Regions from separate parts of the Homo sapiens genome. Here region 1 is linked to region 2. A link is an interaction called in ENCODE POLR2A ChIA-PET data of the cell type or tissue named here. Cell type or tissue: A673. All regions are shown on one strand. Each heading gives the region's core, and the rest is flanking DNA. Links, peaks and the distances in the headings are about the cores only.

Region 1 (5,394 bases), core at 269-5,268, 750 kb after region 2:
GGGACGACCATAGAGACAATAATCTAATGGAAAACTCACATTTGTTTAAAAAGAAAATAAGATCTCTTATCTAAGCCCATCTTTAATTTCAACTTTAGTGTACCAGGTGATAGTACAGAATCCCACATTTCAAATCTTTCAAAGACATTTTTAGTAGTTCATGGAAGGTTAGGAAGCAACATCACTACTTTAATGCAAATAGGTTCTTCTGAATAGGCTAGCAATTCAATTATATTTAGGAAGAAAATACTTTTGCTTCCCTAGAAACCCTATGATGTTCTGTAACAAATAATAAGCCCATGCAAAATTCTATATGCCATAGGTAGGTCTGACTCAACTTTTAAAACTCCACAGGTATAGTTACAAGTGTCTCATATGAACATACAAATATAATGACCTTCTCAATTAGAGCCCCAGAAGTTAGAAAATACTTTCAGTTTATGTAAAAGAGTACATTTAAAATTAGCTTAGTCCATGATTTTTCTTTCTTTTTTTTAAATTTTCATTTTAAGTTCAGGGGTATATGTACAGGTTTGTTACACAAGTAAACTTGTGTCATGGGGGTTTGTTGTACAGATTATTTCATCACCCAGGTATTAAGCCTAGTACCCATTAGTTATTTTTCCGTATCCTCTCCCTCCTTCCAACCTCCAGCCTCCTAAATAACCTGTCATTTTTACAACGATATCTGATAAATATTTTGAATATGAATCCAGCCTCCTGGGAAATATGATTCATTTGTAATTCAAGACCAGATAAGTATAACATAAAGCTAGCATCAAGAACAGAATTGCAAAAACATGACTGTAAATAATAATAGCTCTATCATAATATATGCTTATTAGTTTAGTCAATAATGCATATGTAAATTGGTCTCTGGTATTTTTAATAAATTTTGACCACAATTATATGACATAGATGAGCATCCTCACATATCTTAAGTAGCCACAGTAACATGAAGAGAAATCATGCATTTTACCTTGGATAATTTATCTAAATCTAAAAATGTGTGGAGGAATTATGAAGGAGACCAGTTGGCATTCTTGTATTCATGAAACAATTTATTGCCTTTTGATTGGAGACTAATGGCTGCCCAACTTTTAAGGCATTAATAACTCATAAAGTAGGAAGCTAGCCAGAGGACAGATACAGTTGAGGTTCACAATTATGGATAAGGATTAGGGTTGGCTCTAAGGAAAATTTTTATTTTAGTAATGATGCATGTCAGATTTTCTTTTGGCTTATTCCTTGGTACCTATAGAGAAAAAAGTAAGTGAAATGAAAAAGCTCTATCACTACATGTAGTTTAAGAAGATTTTTAAAAATGCAATTATATTTTGTGGCCTAGTAATGAATTACAATATAATTCTTCAGGGTGGAGTTGGGTATGGGAAGAATATGTTCTACTACTTCAGCTCAATATCTATTTACATAATAACACCTTTCATAATATTAGAAATGTGAGAAAGTCATCTAGATGACCAGATTGCTTGAGAGTCTGTCAATCAACCTCAGCAATGACAGGAGATATTAAGGTTGTGCTGTCAGTTCACCTAGAAATGGCAGATAAGACATGGCTCTGATGGAAGAAAATGTAAATTTTGACCATTGGAAAGGCCCTGTGAAACTCTGCTGACCTACCTGAGCCACAGTGGAAGAACTCAAAGGGCATGGGTCCCAGAGACTCTGAAAATGGGATCTGTTGTTATTAAAACTTAACACTGTGTTTAGCCTAGTGTGACTAGGAGTAAGCATAATGCAAGATAACTTAGACACTTCTAAGGATACTTTCTTGAATATTCTGGAATTTTGTAAATTTGGGGTAAGTAAATTAGTCTAAATAACTACCACCAATATATAAGTGCAAAACTTAGGAATAATTACTAATTTTATTAAGGAACTTCAATGTATGTTATCATATTTGACCCACATAACTATCTGTGTAAAATAGGCATTATTATCTCAGTTTCTCATGTGAAACTTAAAGCTGTTAGGTAGTCTGTCCTTGCAGGAATAGTGTATATCCACCAGACAAATACATGACTGTCTGATGCTGAAGTCTTTGTTCTATTACACCATGCGGCCATAGAGAAAACTGGAAGAAATTGCCATCATTGCTTGCAAAAATCAATATTTACCATTCCACATGAATGCATAGGTAGGACATAAATGAAAAGGCTATTTTTGCTTGAGAAATAATTGTATTTCTTTCTTTTTATGTTTTCTCATCAGAAACTTGAAATGTGAGAACAGCTAATACAATCCTGGTTGACCTCAAGATCCTTTAGGATTATTTTGTGATTTGACTTTCATGAACAAAGAACCAGTGAAAAAATACAAAACAAACCAACGAACATGTAATGGTGCTGACAAGTATCCTGCCTGGCTCGCTACCCTTAGGAGACTGTCATCCTGTTTCATTGTCAGTTTATAAACATCATTGCTAAATGGAAAGCAGAGATAATTCATTCAGTTCACTTAGGAAAACCTTGAACTTCAGGTCACCTAAACTAAATCTGTTTAAATCTCAGAAGTAATGAGAGAGCAAACATAAAATTATAGAAAATTCTAATGCTATTTTCATCCCAGGGAGTTCAGAATTACATTATGCAGGGAATATAATTAACTCCACTGAATTCTACCCTAAGTAGCATGTTAGAAGTGTAGGATTTGTCATTAGCATAAATGGAACAAAAACACAGGCCTGAAGTAAAATATCTGCAACATTGCCATCAACAGCCAATGGGAATGAAAGAATCTTGCAAAGGAATGACAGGTCAAAGGAAGTGATGAAAGCTATAATTAAAACCATAAACTGTAAGTAAAAGAGCATGTAAACTACAGAGCCATTTAGTCTATGGGTGAATGAATCCAGAATAATTATATTAAGCTAAATGAAGAGTTACTGCTTTCTTGCAAGGCTCACGCTAGAACAGAAAACAAAGCTTCCCGAGAGGAGTCAGAAAATCTTCATTCTCTGTTGGGTCTGTTCTGAATCACTGCTTGATTTCTAGTAAGAACTTAAACTTCCTAAATGTCTCTTTCCCATGACTGTATTCTGAGACCAATCATATTTCCTTTACAGGTAGGTTTAGAAGACAAGTTAAAAAAATAGTTAAAAGATGTTTGGGAGAAAGATAATAAAATATAACTATGTTTCTATTGAAGTCTCCAGGCATGATAAAAACCAGTCTAAAATAGAAAAAATTCAGGTTTATGTTTTGTTCTTACTATTGATTTGATGCCTACATTTAATCACATAATCTCGTAGAATTTCAGTTTCCTTATATGTAAGTTCAAATAAAGACAAAGTTGTGGTCGGGTGAAGCTCAGATGACAAAACGTATTTAAATGCAATATGGAAAATGTAAAAATCTAGAAATAATACCGATAATTTTTAAAACTTACTGCCAATGGTATACAATAGAAGAGTAATGACAAGCCTATGAAAGCAAGATGTATATGGAAACTTTTATATCCAAATTTGTCAGTAAACCAAGCAATGTCTGCAATGGTCAGTAGCTCAGTATCTCTCCGTTTATTAAAATATTTTTAAACATAGATTTACATTTTATTTTAGTTGGCTTTTATAGTTTAATAAGAGTGCCAATTTCATATAGTGAGAATCACATTTTAAAAGGTGTAAATCCCGATTCTTTACAAGGATATTGCTACTGTTTATTTTGAAAAGATGAAAGGGGAGCATTAAGGTAAGAGCTGCAGACTCTCAAAGGAGAGGCAAAGCACAAAAGTTTCTTTGCATAATAATGAAATGAATTGTTTTGGAATTTCCTCCTCAAAACTTCAAGCCTAGATATCATACTTTACAAGGTAATTAATTTACTTCATAATTTATTTTTAAATTCTTCCTAATCATTTTCAAGATATATGATGCTTTGTCAGTGTCCTAAGAGCCCCTGATGTTGCCTGCAGATGTGTTCTGTTCGGCCTACGCAGTGAATCTTTTCATAGAGCTAAATTTTCAATTCCCATCAACACCTATGGGATTAGAATTGAACCTATCCATATTTAACTTACTTGTCTGGCTCCTGAAGAGTTTTTAGTTTGCACCTCTGTATACAGCATAGAACCTTAAAACAAATATAGTTGACCCTTGAACAACGTGGGGGTTGAGGGTGCTAACTCCACGCAGTGAAACATCCACATATACATTTGACTTTCCCAAAACTTAACTACTAATAGCCTACTGTTGAAAGGAAGATTTAGTGATAAACAGCTCATTAGCACACATATTTTGTATTCTTACAACAAAGTAAACTAAAGAAAAGAAAATGTTATTAAGACAATCATAAGGAAAATAATATATATTTACTATTCATTAAGTGGAAGTGGATCATCATAAATGTCTTTATCTTCATCATCTTCACATCAAGTAGGCTGAGGAGGAGGAGGAAGAGGATGGGTTAGTCTTGCTATCTCAGAGGTGACCTAGGCAGAAGAAAATGTGTGTATGAGTGGAACATGCAGTTCAAGCCTGTGTTGTTCAAGGGTCAACTGTAATATGAAATTATTATTTACTGAAAGGAACTCCAGTTATAATGTTCATTAAATCCACATAATATATTTTGAACAGATATTTTTCTAATTTTTATGGTCTTGAATGTGTTCCAACTTATTTTTTATTCTTCAGTTTAATACTTATAATTTATATAGACTGAATGAAAATAATTTATTTTCCTTCTTGAATCACCAGAAGTTGTTATTCTAGGGAGTATAAATTTGAGCATAAGCTGAACCCTTTCTATCTCATTCACCTCTAAAGCAGCCTCCCAATCCCTCGAATCCCTTATGCTAGGCTAATTTTAAAGCACCTCTATATCAGGGTACTGCTTTTAAATTATTTTTGTGTTTTTAAATAGCCATGATTCAAATCTATTTTCAGTGACTTTGAATTCACAGATTTCAAGTCCATTGTTGCAGTACTATTTTACTGCAAAAGTGTTCTCTGCAAGGCATTGATAGATTAGTAAGTAATGGGAATATATTTCTGAACACATGGACACTGGGAGGGGAACAACATACACTGGGACCTGTTGGGACATGGGGGGCAAAATATGGGAGAGCATTAAGACAAATACCTAATGCATGTGGGCTTAAAATCTTAATGACAGGTTGATAGGTGCTGCAAACTACCATGGCACATGTATACCTACGTAACAAACCTGCACATTCTACTCATGTATCCCAGAACTCAAGGCAAAATTTAAAAAAAAAATTAAAAGTAATGATTAAGCTGCTGAGTTGTTTTGCTTCCCGGAATACCACACCTTTCCTTTCTATCCTCAGTCCTTACACCAATTCACACATTTAGGCTAATTGGTGGTCTGTGCTTTTTCTGGTTTTGGTTTACTTAAATCTTGGTCTTTAGAGAGG
Region 2 (5,394 bases), core at 315-5,314:
GATACAGCTGTGGGCTAGTCATTTATAGCCTTTATTGTATTGAGGGATATTCCTTCTATACCTAACTTGTTGAGTTGTTATTATAAAATGATATTCAATTTTGTCAAATGCTTTTTCTGCATCTATTGAGATGGTCATTGTTTTTGTCCTTTGTCAATAAATATGGTGAATCACATTAAATAATTTGCATATTTTGAAACTACTTTGCACCTCAGGGATAATTCTCACTTGGTCATGATGAATGATCCTTTTGATATATGGCTTAATGATTTGCTAGTATTGTGTTGAGAATAACATATGATATATCTTGGAGAATGTTCTGTTTACATTTGGAAAGAATGTATATTCTGTTGCTGTTGGGCAAAATGTTACATATATGTTTGTAAGATTCATTTGGTCTAATGTGTATTTCAAGTCTAATGTTTATTGATTTTCTGTCTAGATCATCTGTGTATGGCTGAAAGTGGGGTATTGAAAGCCCTTGTAATTATTATATTGCCGTCTGTCTCCCTTCAGGTGTCTTATTGTTTTCTTTAAATATTTCAGTGCTCTTATGTTGGGTACATATATATTTATAATTGTTTTATCCTCTAGATGAATTGACACCTTTATCACTATATAATGACCTTCTTTGTCTCTTTTTACAGTTTTTGATTTCAAGTCTATTTTGTTTGAAATAAGTGTAGCTACCCCTGGTGTTTTTTAATTTCCATTTGCATGGAATATATTTTCCTATCCCTTTACTTTCAGTCTCTCAGAGTCTGTTAAGGTGAAGTGAGTCTTTTTTAGACAGCCTAGAGGTGAGTTATTTTTTATCCATTCAATTACTGCACATTTTTTATTAGAATATTTAATCCATTTACACTTAAAGTAATTATTGATAGATAAGGACTTACTAGTGCCATTTTGTTACTTATTTTCGGGTTCTTTAGCAGACTTTTTGTTTCTTTCTTCCCCTATTGCTTTTCTTTGGTATCTGTGCGTATAATTTGATGGCTTTCTGTAAGTGGTATGCTTTGGCTTTTTTTCTTTTTGACTGTTCTGTATTTATTATAGAATTTTGCTTTGTGGTTACCCTTAAGCTAACATAAAACTTCTTATACTAACAGCTGACTATTTTAAGCTAAAAATAATGTAACTTTGATTGCATATACACATTCCACATTTTTTCTCCTGCTCCTTCCATGTTTTATATTTTTGATGTTGCAATTACATTTTAAAATAATTAGCATTCCTTAACAAATCATTATGGATTTAGTTGTTTGTAATTGTTTTGTCTGTTATCCTTCATACTAGAGATATAAATAACCTACCCAACACCATTACAGTATTAGAGTGTTTGGATTTACAGTGTACTTACCTCTACCAGTGATTTTTATACTTTCATATGTTTTCATATTACTAATTAGCATCATTTCCTTTAGCTTAAACAGCTTAAACAACTCACCTTAACATATCTTGTAAGGAATGTACAGTGGTGATTAACTCAATTGGTTTTTGTTAGTCTGAAAAACTCTTTATCATCCTTCAATTTTGTTTTAAATGTTTAAATTTTTAATTTTTATGGGTGCATAGTAGGGTTATACCTTCATGGAGTACATGAGATATTTTGATACTGGCATACATACTCCAGGGCAAATGGAGTATCTATAACCTCCAGCAATCATAATTTCTTCATATAATGAACCTACCTATTATATGCCCTCAATTATTATAAAATGTACAACAAATCATTACCAATAGTAGTCACTCTTTTCTGTTACCAAATACTAGATTTTAATTATTCTAAATATTTTCGTACCCATTAACTATCACCATTTGCCATCTTTCCCATCCCTCCCAGCAATTTGTTGAAGAGACCGTCCTTTCCCCATTGTATGTTCATGATGCCGTTGTTAAAAATGCATCCACTGTAGATGCGTTGATTTATTACTGGGTTCCTTATTCTGTTCCACAGATCCATGTGTTTGTTTTTATGCCAATACCATGCTGTTTTGGTTACTACAGCTCTGCAGTATAATTTGAAGTCAGGTAAAGTGATTCCTCTTGTTTTGTTCTTTTTGCTCAGGATGGCTATCACTATTCTGGATTTTTTGTGGTTCCATATACATTTTAGAATTTTTTTTCTACTTTTGGGAAGAATGTCATTGGTATTTTGATGGGGATGGAACTGAATCTGTAGATTGCTTTGGGTAGTATGGGCATTTTAACAATATTGATTTTTCTAATCTATGAACATAAAGTATCTTTCCTTTTGTGTGTGTGTGCTCTTTAATTTCTGGTATCAATGTTTTATAGTTTTCATTGTAGACATCTCTCACTACTCTGCTTCAGTATAGTCCTAGGTGTCTTACCAGATTGGTCACTGTTGACATATAAAAATGCTACCGATTTTTGTATGTTTGTTTTGTATTCTGCAACTTTACTGAATTTGTTTACCAGATCTGACAGTTTTTTTTTATTTCTAGTGTTATTCTATTGTGGTCAGAGAAGATACTTGATATGATTTCACTTCTTTACTTCTTTGGATTTTTAAAACATTTGCTTTGTGGCCTGACATGCAGGTCTATCCTTGAGAATGATCCATGTGCTGAGGAGAAGAATGTGTATTCTGCAGCCATTAGATTAAATGTTCTGTAAATATCAATTAGGTACATTTGGTCTATAGTGCAGACTAAGTCTGATGTTTATTGATTTTCTATCGGAATGATCTGTCCATTGATGAAAGTGAAGTTTTGAAGTCTCCAACTATTATTGTATTGGAGTTTATTTCTCTGCGTTTCTAATGTTTGCTGTATAAATTTGAGTATGCCAATATTGGGTGCATATATATTACAATTGTTACATTCTTTTGTTGAATTGATCCCTTTATCATTATCTAATGAACTTCTTTATCTCTTTTCATAGTTTTTGTCTTAAATTTTTTTTTTATTTGACGTAAGTATAGCTATGCCCCCTCTCTTCTGGTTTCCATTTGCATGGAATATTTTTTCATCTCTTTATTTTCAGGCTATATGTGTCTTTACAGTTGAAGTGTATTTCTTTTTTAGGCAACAGATCATTGTGCCTTTAAAAAAATCCATTCATTCACTCTATAACTTTTGATTGGAGAGCTTAGTTTATTTACATTCAATGTTAGTATTAATGAGTAAGGACTTACTCCTGCCATGTGTTATTTGTTTTATGGTTGGTTTATGACCTCCCCTTCCTTCCTTCCTTCCTTCCTTCCTTCCTTCCTTCCTCCTTCCATTTTCCTTTTGATTAAAGTAATTTTCTCTGGTGATACATTTTAATTTCTTGCCTTATATTTTTGTGTATCTCTTTTAGGTTTTTTTTTAATTTAATGTTACTATGAGGTTTGCAAGGAACATCTTATAACCTATCATTTTAAACTCATGACAACTTAACCCTCATTACATAAACAAATAAATAATCTAACAAACGAGTAAAAAGAAAACTGATAAAAAGAAAACTTACACTTTAACTTCATCCCCCATGCTTTTCAACTTTTTGGTGTTTCTATTTATATCTTATTATATATACTATGTCTTGAAGTTGTTGTAGTTATTATTTTTGATAAGTTCATCTGATATTCCCCTTTCTAAAGATATGAGCGCTTTATACACCACAATTACAAGGTTACAATATTGTGTATTTATCTGTGTTCTCACTGTTACCAGCAAATTTTGTACCTTCAGAATTGCTTGTTAACTTTCCTTTCTTTCAGATGAAAGAACTCCCTTTACCATTTCTTGCAGGACAGGTCGGTTGTTGAGGAAATCCTTTGGTTTTTGTTTGTCTGGGAAAGTCTTTATTTCTCCTTCATGTTTGAAGGGTATTCTTTTCTGGATATACTATTCTAAGATAAAATTTTTCTTTCTTTTTTTTTTTTCTTTTAGCATTTTATATATACCATGACACTCTCTCCTGGTCTATAAGTTTTCCCTTTAAGGTCAATAACTCTTAGATTTGCCTTTTTAAAGCTGTTTTCTAGATCTTGTAGGTGTGCTTCCTTACAATTTATTGTTTTTTATTTTGGCTACTGTGACTGTATATTTTCAAATAGCCTAACTTCAAGCTCACTAATTCTTTCCTCTGACTGATTAATTCTGTTGTTGAGAGATTCCGATATATTCTTCAGTTTGTCAGTTAAACTTTTTAGCTCCAGAATTTCTACTTGATTGTTTTTAACTGTTTCTATTTCTTTCTTACACTTATCTGCTAGAATTCTGAATGTTTACACTGTGTTATCATAGATTTCATTGAGTTTCCTCAAAAGAGCTATTTTGAATTCTCTGTCTGAAGGTCAAACATCTGGTTACTCCACAACTGGTCACTGGCCCCTTATTTAGTTTATTTGGTGAGGTCATGTTTTCCTGGGTAGTCTTGATGCTTATGGATGTTCAACAACATCTGGTCATTAAAGACCAAGTTGTTTATTCTAATCTTTATAGTCTTGGTTTGTTTGTACCCATCCTCCTTGAGAAGGTTTCCAAGCATTCACATGGAATTGAGTGTCATTATCTAAATCTTTGTTCACTGCATCTGTATGTGCATTAGGAAGCACCTCAAGCTCAGTAGTGCTCCAAATCTTGCATAGCCATAGAGGTACCACCTTAGTGGTCTTGGGTAAGATCCATGAGAATTTCCTTGATTGCCAGGTGGAGTCTTTTATTCTCTTTCCTAACTTCCCCCGCAAGCAAATGGAGCCTCTCTCTCCATGCTGTGCTACTTGGAGTTGGGGAGTGGTGATGCAAGTACTCTTGTAACTATCACCATTGGGACTTTACTGGTTCACATCTAAGGCCAGCACAATACTGGGTCTCACCCAAGGGCTGTAGCAGCTATTTCCTTGCTACCATTGATGTTTATTCAAGGTACAAGACTCTTTTGTCAGAAGGTGGAGAATTTTGCCAGAACTGGGTCCTTTCCTTCAGAAGAGTGGGTTCCTTTCTGGCCCAAGGTGGGTCCAGAAATGTCATATGGGAGCTATGGTCTGAAATGAGGGGTCTAGGACTCTTCTTGGTGCTTTGTTTTACTGTGGCTGAGCTAGTATCCAAGTTGCAAGACAATATCTTCTTTATTCTTCTCTCTCCTTCTCAAGTTGCAAGCTGCACTGCCTGGTTTTGGGGAAGGGGTTATGCCAGCACCTCATTTGCCATTCTAGCTAGCGTCTCACTTGGTCACATGAGCCCCAAGTCCATTGGCTCTGATCCTAACACAGCACAAGAACTTGTCCAGAAATTGCAGTTCTGTCTTTCAAATTTATTTAGGTCCCAGAACACTTTAGCCTATATTGGTGGTACCAGCCAGAACTCATGTTCCAACTGCTGGGACAAACAATTCCCCTTTGGCTAAGGCTAATCTAAATATTTCCTCCATGAGAATGAGTCA

The links. ChIA-PET counts read pairs that join two places held together with the same protein. Peaks named below come from ENCODE experiments on the same cell type or tissue, not always from the same donor. Only the 100,000 strongest peaks of a DNase experiment are listed, where the experiment ranks them.
Region 1: POLR2A ChIA-PET joins it to region 2 with 8 read pairs; 1 of 35 experiments calls an interaction of 5 or more read pairs at or near these places.

Annotation. Positions count from the first base shown.
Region 1 is chr6:95,173,722-95,179,115 of GRCh38, forward strand. No RefSeq gene overlaps it. Among named protein-coding and RNA genes, the nearest start is that of MANEA-DT, 400 kb to the right of the region's middle. In A673, for the core only: no CTCF peak of the experiment used is centred there; a DNase peak (open chromatin) is centred at 2,770; H3K27ac peaks cover 1,388 bases.
Region 2 is chr6:94,421,699-94,427,092 of GRCh38, forward strand. No RefSeq gene overlaps it. Among named protein-coding and RNA genes, the nearest start is that of TSG1, 720 kb to the left of the region's middle. In A673, for the core only: no CTCF peak of the experiment used is centred there; a DNase peak (open chromatin) is centred at 3,193; H3K27ac peaks cover 2,722 bases.